Linked DNA regions of Mus musculus: region 2 is linked to region 1. Evidence: chromatin loops called from intact Hi-C (ENCODE). Cell type or tissue: heart. All regions are shown on one strand.

What was found. Peaks named below come from ENCODE experiments on the same cell type or tissue, not always from the same donor. Only the 100,000 strongest peaks of a DNase experiment are listed, where the experiment ranks them.
Region 2: a loop joins it to region 1, with 2.1 times the contacts of the local background. A loop is called at or near these places in 2 of 42 quality-filtered maps.

What each region holds. Positions count from the first base shown.
Region 1 is chr10:60,342,017-60,350,016 of GRCm38, reverse strand. All of the region lies in intron 39 of Cdh23 (cadherin 23 (otocadherin)), which reads left to right. It overlaps Vsir (V-set immunoregulatory receptor), which reads right to left and starts at 3,166. Exons shown (of 7, transcript NM_028732.4): 1 at 2,914-3,166. The coding sequence starts at 2,995. In heart, CTCF peaks have their summits at 2,942 and 3,158; DNase peaks (open chromatin) are centred at 776, 1,786, 2,836, 3,166 and 3 weaker places; H3K4me3 peaks cover 1,991 bases; H3K27ac peaks cover 2,205 bases; H3K27me3 peaks cover 1,038 bases.
Region 2 is chr10:60,278,429-60,286,428 of GRCm38, reverse strand. All of the region lies in intron 1 of Psap (prosaposin), which reads right to left. Among named protein-coding and RNA genes, the nearest start is that of Psap, 4.8 kb to the right of the region's middle. In heart, no CTCF peak of the experiment used is centred here; DNase peaks (open chromatin) are centred at 528, 1,246, 3,558, 6,338 and 3 weaker places; H3K4me3 peaks cover 1,226 bases; H3K27ac peaks cover 1,455 bases.

The DNA of each region.
Region 1 (8,000 bases):
TCTGGAAAATGCATTCCCAGTGATATTTCTCATGGCTCCTAAGTCCCGGGCACTTATCGGGGCTCTGTAAGGCAGAAGAAGCTCAGATGCAAAGCCACTAGTATGGAGTCCCCAGAAACCAGGAGATGATACACTACCAGCATCCCAAGGACCAGGCACCCTGGGAAGTCTTGCCTATCAGCTCCACACAGCTGTGTGTAAGGGGAGGCAGAACGCCACCCTAAATTACAGATGGAGGCTTGACCAAGGATGCTGAAAAGCTTGCCCAGCTCACAGACGGCCAGCTAAGATTTGAATACAGGTCTAACCATGAAACAGTTACGCTGGAGTGGAGGAAGCACCTGGGGTGCAGATAGATATACACCAGACTCCTTGCTTAAACACCAGGAAGGCCATGGTCCAAAAGACTCTCCAAAAGAATCCATAAGTATGAGAAGCCAGTGCTAACTTCTGGCAAGGCCACTGGTCCTGGGCAACAGTTGCTTTTGAGCCTAGGACCTCAAGTTTAATACAGCAGGCTCAGTCAGTACCAATAGTCCACATGGGCCCTGTGAATCCTCTGTTTTTCCTGCTTAGACCTACGATCCCGTATCCTGAACTTACAGAGGTGACTCCTTTAGCTTTTCTGTGGTTCCTCTTCCCTAGATCCACAGCAGCCTTGCAGCCTCCCAGCTCCGCCCTCCTTCATGTTTCTGGCCCCTGGGCATCCCAAGACAGCCAGCTCTACCCTCAGGCTGCTGGGTGGGGCTTAAGGATTTCCTAAGCGCTGACCACTACCGGAGCAGAGGCTTTCAGCACGGAGTTTACTCAATAGGGCCTTGCAGGCTTGTTTACCATGAAGGGGAAGACAGCTGCCCCTCTCTGGAACACCAGTGCTCCCATGTGAATGGGCCTCCTGGGTCAGACTAAGGACAGGCAGGGTAGTAACTTCCTCAAATCTTAGGGACACTTGTGGGGAAGAGGTTCTGTACCCCTTGGGGTCTGGGGCACCTGGTTCCAAAGGTAACCCCTGCCCCGCCCCCCATCAGTCCCTGTCAGGCCAGGAAAGGAGTGTCTTCCATGTACTCCAAGTGCCTCCTAAGCTCTGACTGTTTGAAGTCCCCCCAGATACCCCCTCCCCGTCTCACCCTGCCCCAAACACAATTCTTTTCAAGGTAACCCAGCCCCAATGCTGATGGGGGGGGGGGGGGATTCAGCCCCCAGGCCTCCTGACCAGGTCTGCTACAGGAAAGAGAAGGAAGACTTAAAGTATATGAGTTATGACTTAAAGTATAGCCAATGTTGAGGTCAGAGCAGCTCCAGGCTAAAAGTTTCCTCTTGTTTCTTTCCTGAAAGCCTCCTAGATCCCTGATTACCTCCCTGGGAGCTGAAGGGAGGCGGCCTTCAGCTCACCAATCAGCTGGAGTCAGCAAATGCAGTAGGCTGCGAAATCTCTTGGGGGGTGAGGGAGCCCAGCTCCCCCCAGAACCTCTCTGCTGCTGCTGGAAGTTCTGCAAGCTGCTGACCCTCTGCCCTGAAGCTCTAGGACTTAGTTTCCCAAATTGAGGCTGCTGACCAGAAAGCTTCCCATTCTAGTTAGGGTAGGGAAGAGGCAAGGAAAGGGGCCTAGTGGAGTCACCCGGGAGGAGGATAGTAGCCTGAGGTAGATGCCATACTGGCCTTCCTGCCTGCCACTGTCCTCCGTTCTTAGAAGCTATGCCCCTGATGAGCCTTGGGGTTGGGAGTGAAACATCCCCCGCCTGTATCGCCACCCCATCCCTGCCACAGGCTCTCTCCTGTGGTGAGGAAAGGCAGGCCAGGGCTTCAGTCTTCTGTCTATAGGGTGTGGGTGCCTTCTTTCTTATCAGAAGTCCAGGCCAGCCTCCCAGTATTGATAAAGAGTTAGTTCCCTGTCTCTCCTCCCTTTCAACCCCTTAACCCCTCTTCCTTCTTTTCTGATGCAGCTATTGGCTCCCTCTGCGGAGCTGAGCATTCCATCTCTGTCCTGACAATGGTGACTCCCTCTGGACCCTTCCTCTCCCCTGCCTTGCAGAAGCCACCCGTGCCCTGGGTTCTGAGCAGGGAAGTATCAGGCAGGCCATCTCAGGGGACCCACCTGTCTACTGTTTGGGCAACTATCAGGGTATCCTCCCCTTTTTCTTTGAGATCTTCACCGAATAAACAAAGATTGGGCTCTAGGGAGCCCCTGTGTCCCGGAACAATGTACAGATTGTGAGTCTGGACTTTGGAAGTGACATCTCCCTGTGTGGGGCTTCTGTGTCCCTGCCGAGGAGTTATCCAAGCTGGTTGCTGGGCTCAGGGGAGTGTCCCTCGTGTCTTTCTTACTCATCCAAATCAACTCCTCAGCTGTAATAAGGTTAAATGACAGAAGCCCACTGATCACTCAAACGGGTCCTTAGACTTTCAGTACAGAGCAGGTGACAAGCATGCTCAGATTCGGGAGTGTCCATCAAGACTCACACACAAGTGTCAAGGGGGATAGAATACCAGGGTCACAGCACCACACCCCCTAAGTCCTCTTAGACTCTGTTGCCAGAAGTCAGGGAGATGCCCCAGGTGTCAAAATGCACTCAGCAACCGCCATAGGACGGGGTGATTCTCCTCCGGCCCATCTCCTGCCTTGCAGAAGTTCTTCATGGCCCCTGCTCTGGACTCTCGGGTCAGGGAAGTGTCTGGCAGGCAGTCCCCAAGGGACACCCGTGCCTGCTGTTTTGGCAGCTGTTAGCAATTAAAGATGTGCCTGATGAAGGATGGAGACACCACTGCACCCTGCTGGGCTGTCCCAGCGGAGCAGCGGTAAGGTGAAGGTTACCGCAGGCTGAGGGGATTCAGGGCACTCCCATCCTGCCCCCTACACTACCGGGCTGTACTCCCTAGAGCTCTCGCTAGCACCCCACCGCCTGTTGATCTTACCTCTGGATGCAGCCAGGAAAATAGCAAGGAGCAGGGTTCCCCAGCGCGGGCTGCTGGCCTCTGGGACCGCGGGGACACCCATGTCGCCGTCGAGCCGGGCAAGAGCAGAAAGAGACTGCTGGAGTGCGCTTGGAGCAAGCGGGACTCCAGGAGCCCAGGGAGCCGGCTGTACACGCCGCTCGCTCGCTAGAGTGAATGCTGAGCCCAAGGCGAGGCAGGCGGCCGAGCAAGCTCCCCGCCCAGCAGCGCCCCCGAGGGGCGGCGGGCGGTACGGCGTCTCCAGAGCCCAGGGATGGGGGTGGGGAAGGGCTGGAGTTGCTGATAGAAGTGGCAAGTGTCCAACCAGCCACTTCCCCCTGTAAGTCCCGGTGCTTTTTAGAGATCGTGAGGGCCGTGCATACTAAAGTGTGGACCCTAGTCTAACCCAGCTTGCCTTGCGGTTCTCCTAGTCTGGAGGCAGGACTTTGGCTCCCTGTTCTCCAGCAGCCCAGGGTAGATGGGTGGGCGGGTAGGTGGATAAGTAAGGGAAATCTACGATGACTTTAGCAAGTGGGAGGGAGTTTGGCTCATTCTGCGCTTGTGTGCCCTGCAGCTGATACACCTGGTACAGTTATGTCCACCGGCTAACACACCTGAAACACGCGCAGGGCATGCACAAGCCCAGAACTTCCCAACCTCAGGACACGCTCCTGCATCTGTTGGTGTGCCCCATGGAACCTTCTCAGCCTCTTTCCCCCAGGGCTTTATCTATGGCTGGGCTGTTATTCATAGGCTCCCTTGATTCTGTCTTGCTGGTAGTTTGTTTTCAACATACTTGTGTGGAGTTTTGTTTCTGTGGGGTTTGTATTGTTTTGTTTGGGCGGAGTTTTGTTTGTGGTTTTTGAGGGGTTAGCTTTCTGAGACAGGATGCTGCCTTGTAGCTCAGGCTGCCCTCAAGACTCTTCTACCTCGCCTAATGCATGCTGGGATTGCAGGGATGCACCACCATGGCCCCTCTACAAACTCACTCCCATGCTGTCCTCCGGGCCCTCATAGGTATCTACACTCATCCTTGTACTTGCGATCACTTAGAGCTTGCTCCACTCTGTTCTTTCCTGGCCTGACCTTGGAGCCCCCTCCCCAACCCCTCCTGTCAGTGCTTCCTTCAGCCACAAGACCAGATCTGAGCTAGGAACCAGTAAATTCCTTACCTGAGTTCCCCTGCCCTACTGAGTTTTGAGGACCATGGCCTCCCACCGGTGTGTGTGTGTGTGTGTGTGTGTGTGTGTGTTTTGTATATATATATATATATATATATATATATATATATATATATATATATATACACATGAGAACACCAATGAGAACACCAGAAGATATATGTGTGTGTATACACACATTGTGTGTGTACTCATGTGTGTACACGTGTACATGTGTGTATGCATGAGAACCCTAGATTTTATAGATATAGATATAGTGTGTGTATGCTCATGTGTTTACGTGTGTACATTTATCTATGCATGAGAACATATATATATATGTTTACATATATACATATGTGTGTATACTGTGTGTGTGCTCATGTGTGTACATGTGTGTGTGTGTGTGTGTGTGTGTGTGTGTGTGTTTATGTGTGTTCCATCATCTCAGACTAGCCTTGACCTTCCTGTGTAACGGGAATAGTCTTGAACCTCTAATTCTTCTACCTCTGCCTACTGAGTGCTGGGATTATAGTGGATACCACCATACCCAGCTTCCCCAGTGTTGAGTCAGACATGGGGACTCAGACATTCTAGGCAAGTACTCTGCCAGCTGAGGGGTACCCCCTCCCCAGTGATTCTCTTCTTCACTCTGTTTCAGTGCTGGGCATTGATCCAGGGCCTCAGGGATGCGAGGCAAGTGCACTGCCACTAAACTGCATCACCAGCCTCCTTTGTCTCCTTTGTTTCTTTCTTTGTTTCCTTTCTCTTAACTTCTCAATAAGCTCCCCGGGAGTGCCTTGAGTTGATCACAGCCTTTCTATCACTGGCCTCTCAAGTATCTGAGATCGTAGGCCTGTCCCACCACACACAGCCTCCCAGCTCCCATGTGATCCAGTCCCTTATACAGGATGGACGTGAAAAGGCTGTCATCTGCACTGTCACCTGGGGGACAGACTTGAAAGTAAGCCCTGTCTAGATAGAATGGTAGAGGTTACCAATGGGGGCGGGGGTGACTATGTCTAAGGACAAGGATGTTGAACTCCTAGTGGTTCCTAGCTAAAGGTCAGAGGACAGTCCAAGTACAATGTCAGGGATCCAACTAGGGGCAGGGGGTGGGGGCTGGTAGCTATACATTGTAGATGATATGGGTGGCCTCTCACAGGCTCTATGGGCACACCCACTCTGGCTACTGGGTAAGAAGGACTACCTCAGGAGGATAGTCTGTCCTGTTATCATTAGGTGACCTTACACGAGTTTGGTACGGCTAAAGCTAGCAAACACCCTGGCATGAGAACCCCAGAAACTATCAAAACATAAGTCAGGCCCCTGAGTGTGAATGTGACCTTGGGACCCCATCTGGTGAGACAGCTTTGGGTCCTTCTTGGTGATAGAACAAAGAATATTCTCTTTTGCCAGAGAACAGCCAAGACAGCAGAGATGAAGTAGAAACTAGGCCCTCTTCCCACCCCAGCCATTCTCTGTAGAGTGCTTTCAGGGAAGAGCGGGGCACCTCCCCTATCTTGCCCCTTCCTCCCCCTGACACACACCCCAGCACTGAACATCCTTGGGTTGCACCACAGGAAGACACAGGCATTGCCCAAGCTGTGGGCCTGGCCCAGCAAACCTCAAGCCCTCCTAAAAAGCAGGGCAGGCTGGGGTGTGTGTGTGTGTGTGTGTGTCCAACTTCCTCCTCAGCTCAGAAGCCAAGGAAATCAGAGGGGAGGCAGACTAGGACGTGCGGGGTGAGGGGCAGTCTTGTTCAAGCCCCCTACCCTCCATCCCCAGCAGCCCAAGTGATGGTCAGGCTCACTCCCAAGGAATCGTCAAGGAGTGTGGGACAGTGGCCGTGAGGAGGCTGGACTCTAACCTCTCCTTACAGCTGGTGTTTGTGTCCCTTAGCCATGGCTGCAGGGACTGGGGCAGCGTGGGGCTTAAGCCGAAGAGGAGGAAGGCAAATGCTCTTTGGCCTTCCCTGAAGGTCATTGCAGTGTCACATAGCACTGTGCATTATGAAGAGAGATGTAAAAACCAGCCTGAACTGTGGAGGGCATGGGAGAGATTTCGAAGAGGTTTCCTGCCTGGAAGGAATGCTAAGGTCATTCTAGTGTCCTGTCTATTCCTGACTCGGTGTGAGGTCTTTCTCCATCCCAGTGAGAAATGTTAGCACAGGGCTTTCTCCCCGTCAAGTGCTTACCATCATTTACACATATTTATCTGTTCATTTATTTACTCTGTGTGTGTATCTATATGTATGCAAGTTCTTGGTGGAGGACAGAAGACAATGGCGGGAGTTGTTTTTTCTCCTTCTACCATGTAGGTCCCAGGGATTGATGTCAGGTGGTAAGGTTTGGTGTCGAGTGCCAGTTGAGCCATCTCGCTGCCCCCTCCCCTATCTTTGCTGCCTCACTAAAGATTCCTTAGGGACTCTAAGATCCAAGTAGTGTGTGTCTAACAGTGGGGTTCAGTCCACAGGACTACCCACAATAAGACTGAGCCCCAGAAGAGCTGCACTGGAAGGAATATTAAGGTCTAGACAGGTCCATTATTCACAGACAGTAAACACCCAGAGAGGAGGTGCCAACTTTAATGTCACACAGCTCCTTCTTAAAGCTACTGGCCCTGCCCACTTTGGTAACAGTCTTCAAAGCCCCTGTCCCCAGCATCCAGAGCTATGATCCTAAGCGTTCTCACCCCCTCAGGGGCAGTGACACCTTCTTAAGTCAGAAGCTTTTCCATCAATGTGCAGTTAGCTCCCGGGCCAAGCAGAACTGAGAACAAAGTTGCAGCCATGTTGGTCAATTACACTTTCTATACTACCTGTTGTTGGCATCAGGACCTCCGAAACCTGTGACATCACATAGGCATGGCCCACAGACTTGTTGCGAAGGCAACAGCCACCATATTCCCAGAATCCACTTAGCTCACCTCCCACCTTTACCTGTGTTACATCATCGCCCATGTCATCACCCATACATAAAGAAAGGTCCCCTAATCTCTCTCTCTTCCCCCCTTCTCTTTCCACCGCCACCTTGCCCCTTTTTCTCCCAGTAAACCTCTTACTCGTGGAACTGCTCTGGCCTGGCGTGCTATATTTGGACATGGGCCGCTATTCTAACACATCACCTGTTTTCCAGCCATCCTTGGCAATGGCCTGCTCCCATCCTCTCTCTCGCCCAGCCATCCTTAGTATTTCACAGTAGCCCCTAATCACAGTGCATTCGTTACTTTTGAATAGCTAAGACCGAGGGAAGGCTGGGCAGATGGCGCAGCTGGTGAAGTGCTTGCCAGGCATGTGTGAGGAACTAAATTGATTGGGCCCCCATAAGAAGTGGGACATGGTGGCACAGCATGGGGGATGTAGAGATGAGAGAATCCACAGGACAGTGGTGGTACACATCTTTAATCCCAGCACCTGGGAAGCAGAGGCAGGAGGATTTCTGAGTTCGAGGCCAGCCTGGTCTACAGAGTGAGTTCCAGAACAGCCAGAGCTACACAGAGAAACCCTGTCTCAGAAACCCCACCCCTCCCCCCCCCCAAAAAAAGAAAAAAAAGTGATGAGAGGATCCTTGGGATCTCTGCTCTAATCGGTGAGTACCAGGTTTAGTGAGAGACCGTGCCTCAAAAAATAAGGTGTAGGGGGCTTGAGCAACGGCTCAGTGGTTAAGAGCCCCGAGCATCTTTGTTTTCGATATTTAAATACACAAGAAGGATAAAATGGAAAAGCATCTACTTGTATGTTCAATTAACTTATAAGGTCATCTAACTTTTAATAATTTATTGCTAACCATGTATTTCAATTAAGACCCAAACCACTGATATCAGGAAATATGTCCAAGAGTTTAGGGTTTTAAAATTTTTAAATATTATTTATTAATTAATTAATTAATTAATTAAGTGGAAGAGTAA
Region 2 (8,000 bases), 64 kb after region 1:
AAGACTATACTTTGCAGTCAGTCTCCTAACGCAACAGGGTCTGTTCATGAGAGGCCCTCACATCTTCCATGAAACTTAGACGCAACGGCTGGGGCCTCATCAGCCATCTTGAACCAAGAAGGAAGAAAAGATGTCAATCGTGAATCAGAGAGTGCCTAGACCACCAGGCTCCCAAGAGACCGAGTCAGTTCTGTGGGACTTCAGGAATTCTAATTTTAGGTCCCTGGTTTCTGCAGTCAAAGCCACATCCTACTAATGTGCATGCATAATCAATCAGTCAATCAGTTTGTTCACCAAACATCACCTCATCTATGAGGTTCACCGCCCGCCCCCCCCCAGGGCACCACCCTGTCTAGAGCATGCACCTGCCAGCCATTTGCGGAACAACCTTTATCTGGCCCATCCTCCGGCCCCCTTCCTTTAACAATTTTATGTAACCTGTGCTAATACCAATTGAGTTAGTTACCAAAAGAGAAAATGTTCAGCCTCTGGGAGCAACTGCATTCCACAGCTTACTGTATCTGCTGCCTGGGGAATGTCACCATGGCAACATCGGAGTTGCTTAGAAACAGGAGAGGCAGCGTGGCTTTCAGTCCCACTTGCAGAAACTTCTCCGGGGAAATCGATACACAGCAGCGCCAGTCTCTCCACTCAGGAAGGCTTCCAGATGCCTGCGCTGGCACTGCACCTTGTCTCCTTGCTTTCAGAACCTGAACTGGGTGTAGCCCATTCTGACTTTGTGAGAGCCCAACTCAAAAAGAAAAGGACCCTTCCTGACCAGCTCTGCTTTCAGATGGCCACACATCAGGTGATGAGGAGATAAACTTCCATGTACTTAGGTAATAAGACTGCAGTGTGCTCTGGCCGTGAGCACGGTCTGTCTGTCCTGAAAGAAGGCTCCAGCCAGGTGAGAAGGGAGCGGCAAGGGCCAGAGGCTCAGCAGCATGCTTCTATGGCTCCGGAACTTCACGAGAGCTGCTCATCCATTACAGTGCTCCACTGCTGGGCCAGCAAGTCGCAGGCTGGGAGACAGATTCAGCCAGCCAGCCAGCCAGCCAGCCAGCCCCACCTACCAGAATGGACCCCTGCACACCACGCCATGCAGCCCTGGCACTGGCACTTCTGAAGGTGACCCACCAGACACACCCTACCAAGAGGGGAACGCTTGACCTGTGTGGCTGCTCACAGAGAAGGTCTCAGACACAAGTGTAAGTGTGCCACCTACAATGTCACTCTGGGCTTCCTCTGTTTGAAAACTGAAAGCTAACACTTCAACCCTCCCCTCCTGACCTACAGTTAAAGGCAGGCTGCTAGAATGGCCCAGCAGTCAAGCTGGTTGCTTGCCTCTCCCACTGCTGTCATAAGGACAAAGCCAGCATGCCTTGAGTAGAAAGCACTTGAGCCACCTCGGGAAGGGCTGGATATTCTGGCTGTGGGCCCTAGCCAGAAGCTGCTCAAGGTACACAGTCTTAAAGACAGGTCTCAGAGACCCTGAAGACGGTTAGGAGTACCTCAAGCTCCTCCTCACACAGCTGCTCCTTCCAGGATATATGACATGAGGCCCAACCGACTGAACACAGAAGCAGCTGTGTTAAAGTGACACCAGCCAGGTGTCAAGTGGTTTGTAGAGGACAACAGGGCTCAGTGGTAAAGCCTTGCCTAGTGTGCACAGACGCTGGGGTCTATCCCCACAAACACACACAGCCCCATATGCACACGCTGACGACAAGGGAAGCAACGCCGAAAGCAGCAATCCACAGAACGACATCTCTCTGGAGCCTGCATAGCTTCTACACATAAGGGTCCTGAGGGGAGCCCCTCCTCCTCCCTGGGATTTGAATTAGGCTCTTTCTGTTACTAGCACTAGGACAACAGCAGGGTTCATGGTGATACTCACGCATCACGAGAGTTTGCCCGGAGCCCCCCATGCACGGCCCACTCAAACAAAACCGAAAACCAGAGAAAACTGCTGCTTTCTAGAAGTGTGGGGAAAATTACTTCCCCAAATTATAGCTAGTTCCCTTTTCAGATTTGCCTCGCTTCCTGGGTCCTACAACCTACAGAAAAATTATCTCCCACAGGCATGGAGGGGGCATCCCTCCAAATTGACCACAAATGACTATGAAAACTAGCATTTCACTTCAACCCAAAGTGTCACTCTAGATCTGTCAACTCCCAGAAACAATATCTTAATGTTACCACCAGAACATAACATTTAATCCTGATACAGACTTGGTGAGCCCAGCATGAAAACACTGGCCTATGATCCCAGCTATTTGGGAGTTGGAAGCAAGAAGATAACAAATTCAAGGCCTGCCAATGCTACAGGACAAGGGTTCAACGCCAGCCTATGACACTTATTGAGACCCTATCTCAAATTAAGAGAACTGGGAATAGAGCCCAGCAGTAGGGTAACAGAGTGCTTAGCAGGACAAGGCAGAGGGACAGGACAGAGAAGCAGACAGACGTATGGCAGCATACAGCTGTAACTCCAACACTAGAAAAGGAAAGAGGAAGACTGCCTTGGTTCGAGGCCAGCTGCAACCACCCAAGACCCTGTCTCAAACAGTCTACTCTGTGAGCCTGGGTTCAATCCCAAGCTCTGAGGATAATGAGACCTGACACTATTTTTTAAAGACTTATTTATACATTTGTACGAGCAGAAGTGCCAGTGGGGGCCATGAAAGGGCACCCAGTTCCCAGGAACTAGGGCTACGCCAGTTGTGAGCCGCCACATGGACACTGGCAATCAAATTCTGTCTTCTCCAAAAGCAGCCAGTGCCCCTAACCACTGGGCCATCTCTTCCTTTCACCCAGTGAGTCAAGGATGGAGCCCACAGGCTGTGTAAGCTGTAGAAATGAGTAGCTTCCCAGTAATGCAGAGGAAGATGAAACTGAAGGGCTCCAGGGCAAGGTGAGGCCAGCCACGTGAAGACAATGCTCCAGGGAGGACTCAAACTCACGCATTAATGTTATAAAAATCTGTGTGAGCCGGGTGTGGTGGCGAACGCCTTTAATCCCAGCACTTGGGAGGCAGAGGCAGGCGGATTTCTGAGTTCGAGGCCAGCCTGGTCTACAAAGTGAGCTCCAGGACAGCCAGGGCTATACAGAGAAACCCTGTCTCGAAAAAAAAAAAAAATCTGTGTGCATGCATACATGCAAGTGGAGTTCAGACAACTTACAAGTCAGTTCTCTCCCCCAACTCTGTGAGGTCTGGGGATTGGACTCCAATCTTGGAGGCAAGAATTTTTACATGCTGAGCTACCTTACCAGCACATCAGCCCCGGGACCACTATATACATACACATACACGCATACACGCACGCATGCATGCACGCACGCATGCACACACACACACACACATACACCCATAACCACTTCTAAGTCGCTAGGAGACATGACAACTAGACTAGAATACTAAAACAAGAATTGAGACTACTGGGTAATTTGGTTAAAAAACCTGCAAAATCTGCAATCTGGTCAGTAAATTAGTGTCTTCCCTAAGCCCCACCCTGCCCGCCTACCCTAAAATGACAAAGCAGATTGCAAGCCAGGAAGAGATTCCTCCTCCAGGGAGAAGCAATTAGCCTCCTTTAGCCCTGTTGCTTAAGCCAAAAATGAAAGCAGTGCACACAAACAGATTTAGCTAGGTGAAGGGTTACAGGAACTGGCCATACAGCCTTTGTAACTAACTCCTCTGTAAACCAAAAGCTTTGGAGAGCAGGAGGAATGAGTGACTCCTGCTGAGGCAGGAGGATTACCTGTAGTTCCAGACCAATCTGGACAACACAGTGAGTTACAAGCCAGAGTGTGATGCTGTCTCATGAATGAAATCAAAAAGAAGACAGCAAGCAGGGCTGAGGGGCCGCTGCTGTCTATGGTTAGCACCCAGGCCATGCAGAGTCACTGGCAGGAGACCGGCTCTCAGAGCCTATTTCTCAACCTGGTCGCTGAATACACAGGGTTCTCTGTAATTCTCCCACCACTTTTCTGCGTGTCTAAAAAGATCAAGAAGCAAAAAAGTCCGTGTGCTACCATTTCTGGAGCATCTGTGGGTATAGCTCAGTGTGTGAGGTTCTGAAGAGGAAATGGGGGACGGCTGCACAGTGCTTACTGAGTGTAGTGGGAACGAGGGGAGCAGGGAGACAATTGGCCCGGGCTAATCCTTGAGCCTGTTTTCCATACGCAACTATGTGTATGGGGAAGTCATGCTTGGAACAGGATCTAGTCAGTGACAACAGGTTTAGGTCCAAGAGTTTAATACCTTAAAGCTGCTGGGATCCACTAATGTGGGGGTTCAGGCACCTCCTAGTGACCGGCTAAGGACTTGTTTTCCTAACTCTGTAATTATGCCCAGGACACACATTCTCAATAAGTCATTTAAATCCGTTGCTAATCAACAGCATCTCTTGAAATGAAAGAAGCCAGGGAAAAAAATCACCAAGCCAAGGGTAAAGGGTGACTATACTTCTGTTGGTGGGACAAGAAGACACAACCCGGTAGTATCAGTGTTAATATCAGTGTGGGCAGTGAACAATACTTCCCCACGCCAATTGATGAAAACCTCAGGGCAGCGAAGTGAGAGTATAACATTGAACACAATGGCGTATGAAGAAATCAGGGGGTTAAGTACCTGGCCTAAGGCCACAGTGTTGGAGCTCGGCTCAACTGTCTCATACCCAACCTGGACTACCAAACTCAAACTCGGGCGTGGCTCTGCACACCTGTAAATCTCCACTTGGGAGGCAGAGGAAGGAAGACAGCAACTTCATAACGAATTTCAGGCAAGCCAAGACTAGATGGCAAAACCCTGTCTCAAAACCTAGACTCCAAAAAACTTTTACTCTGAACCCTCATTGAATCTGAAAAAAAACAAAAAACAATGAATAAAGTAATGTTTTTACAATGCTCAAGTCTCCACCCAACCACTATACCTACCATTGCTTTGGTTTTGACAAACTTTCACTATGTAGACCAGGATGGACTCAAGAAACTGCCCCTCTGCTCCCAAGGGCTGGGATTAAAGGGGTCTCTCTATGCAGAGTGTCTGTCCTGGACTTCTACATAGACCAAGCCGCCCTCAAACTCAGAGACTCACCTACCTATGCCTCCCAAGTGGCTTGATTAAAAGCCCGAGACTGCACCCAGCTGCACCCACATTTTAAAGTTGGAAGCAGCTGGGAATCCAGCTCTGTAGTAAAGTGCTTGCCTAGCAGTCACAAGATCCTGGCTGCAATCAGCAGGATCACCTTCAAATAAATTAATAAATAAAACTGTCATTTGAAACTAGGCACAGAGATACAGTACACACCCATAGCCTCAGTACCGGAGATGCACAGCAAGCAATCAAGGCTAAAAAAGGGAGATCTGAGTTCAAGGCTGACCCTGAGCCCCGCATGGTAACACTGGCCTTCAGTCCCAGACCTCAGGAGGCAGAGGCAGGTGGATCTGTGAGTTCATGACCAGCCTGATCCACACAGTGAGTTCCAGGACAACAGTAAATGGGACCATGCCTCAAAAATAAATAATAAATAAATAAAAATTAAGACTGAGCTAGAGGCATAGCTCAATGGGAGAGCGGGGTATTCAGTGAGCACAAAGTTCTAAATTCAATCCCTGGTTCCAAAACCAAAACCAAGCAAGCAGGTCAGTGTAACTGGTGTTCTTGCCTGCTCTTTTTACAGAAAACCCACAAGTCCGTTGTTGTGTCTTACTTAACATGTGAGAAGCCCTGAGTTCAATCCCCAATAACAGGGATGGTGGGAAATCCGTAACTTCCTGATCGGTGACCAACTGGGAAACAAGGCTTAGAGCCCAGAAGCCAGTACTCCAGAACTGTGTCAACAGCCTGTTTCAAAAAGTAGCAGGCCATTATCCAAGCAGCAGGCTTTGGCCTTAGGGACTTCCCAGTAACTGTCATTAGACACCATCCCCAACCCTATAGAACAACAACCTGCCCTTCTTCCTGTCCATTTCAGACCCTGCCAAGAGCCTAGACGGTCCAGTTTCACAGGAAAAAATGGGAGTCGTAGAGGTAAAGAGCCAAGGGTGCTTGCCAGGCACACGTAAGGCCTTTTGAGTTCACAGCATCACAGACAAAGAAAATACAAGCTAGGCTCTCCTCTCTGTCCTAGACAATTCCATCCAACTCAAATCCAACACACTTCCAAACGCCGACCTGTCCAATACACTTCAAGAACCTGACCAGATGAGCTGCGCAGATGGCTGCATTTTGCTGCGCAAGCCCCAGGGCCTGAGTTCAGATCCCCAGCGCCCACACAAACAGCGAGTGGCCACACCCTCCCCTAGCACTGTGGGGGCGGGCATAGAAGGATGCCTGGGACTTGCTGGCATGTCTCCCAGGCTCAGTGAGAGGTCTGGTCTCAAGGGAGTACAGAAAAGTGTAATGGAGCATGCGTGGTGGCCTCCTCCAGCCTTTGAGAGGCGTGCATACCCCACACTGCACAGACAGACACAGAAAACACAAAACTGAGAAGCTAGGCATGGGGGCTCACGTCTGTAATCTCAGGACTCCCCTATGTGACACAGGAGGATTGTGTTCCATGGTTAACCTATGCTGCACAGAGGCCAACCTGCCTAGGGTACAAGCAGGAACCTGTCTTTAAAAAAAAAAAAAAAAAAAAAAAAAAAAAAAAAAGAGCACTACCTTTTGCTAAACAGGATTAACTTGGCAGGTGAAACTGGGGGTTCCTGTTGCTGTTTATAACTTAAGCAGGCTAGGCTACAAACTCATGTGCTAAAACATCTCAAGAGAACACACTGCCTCAGAGTGCACAGACCTCAGTCAGAGGTTAGCCACGGCCCCAATGACAGCAGCCCTGCCGTCTCAGCCTCATGGAGAGCATCTGCCCCATGCCGGCAGCACCTTGCCACCTCTCTAAGCTCGGCTGGCCAACTCTGACCCACTTGTTCCCACTGGAGCAATCCCCCAACTGCATGTCCTGGCACTGCACTAAGATATGGCACTTCGTTTCCTGCAAGCAGGCAAGACTCAGCATGGAGTCGGGGGGCTACCACTGCAGGCAGCAAATGATGTCCCCTGCTGGTTAGGCTTGTGTGTGTGTGTGTGTGTGTGTGTGTGTGTGTGGTGGGGTGCACGCACATCTACATTTGTTTCTGGAGATCAAAAGAAAACCCACCGGAGTCAGAGCTCTCCCTCTACCATGGGGCCTGAAAATGGGCAGAGGTTAAACTGGCCTTTCATTCTTTTGGCATTCTTTGTTTTCTGTCTAGGTGGGAAAGGCAGTCAGGCTGGAGGGCTGGAGAGTAACCAAAACCAAGTGTCTGTACCTCCAGGGCTTTGTGAAGACTAGACGGGACCTGGAACATTCTAAGCACCCAGAACATCATTAAAAGGCAAGCTATGAGTGGCACCCTGAACTACAGTAGTGCCACACTGAGCCCATAAGTCCTAAGAGCCTCAGGGAGCACACGTGGTTTGCAGTCATCATAGACAACCAACAACTCAATGGTGGACAGTCAAGACAAGCTACCATTCTTCAGTATGACCTTGACGTGAGGCACAGAGCCTGGAGTTTTAGACCAAGGCCATCAGGGTCCTCCCATCTACCTAAGAAGGAAGAAGGAACCCAGTTAACTAGACTGGCAGTCAAATGAACTACATGTGTATTAGAAATAATTTTTCCAAGGAAACAGGTAAGGGGTATAGTGTGACTCAGTAGAGGATGTTCGTTTACCGTGTGTTACGATCCAAGTTCAATGGCCCATACTACAGAGAGAGAGAAAAAGAAGTCTGGTTTTGGTGGTGTGGGTGAATCAGAACTCACGAGTTATGTATGACACAGAGCAAGCAGGACCAAGTGCGTTTCTTTTCATTTTTCTTGCACAAAAAAAAAAAAAAAAAAAATCTCATACACAGTCCAGACTAGCCTTGAGCTTTCTGTGTAGCACAGGCTGACCTCAAATTCAAAATCCTCCTACCTATGCCTTCCAAGTGTGAGTCCCCTGGCGCTGCCTTG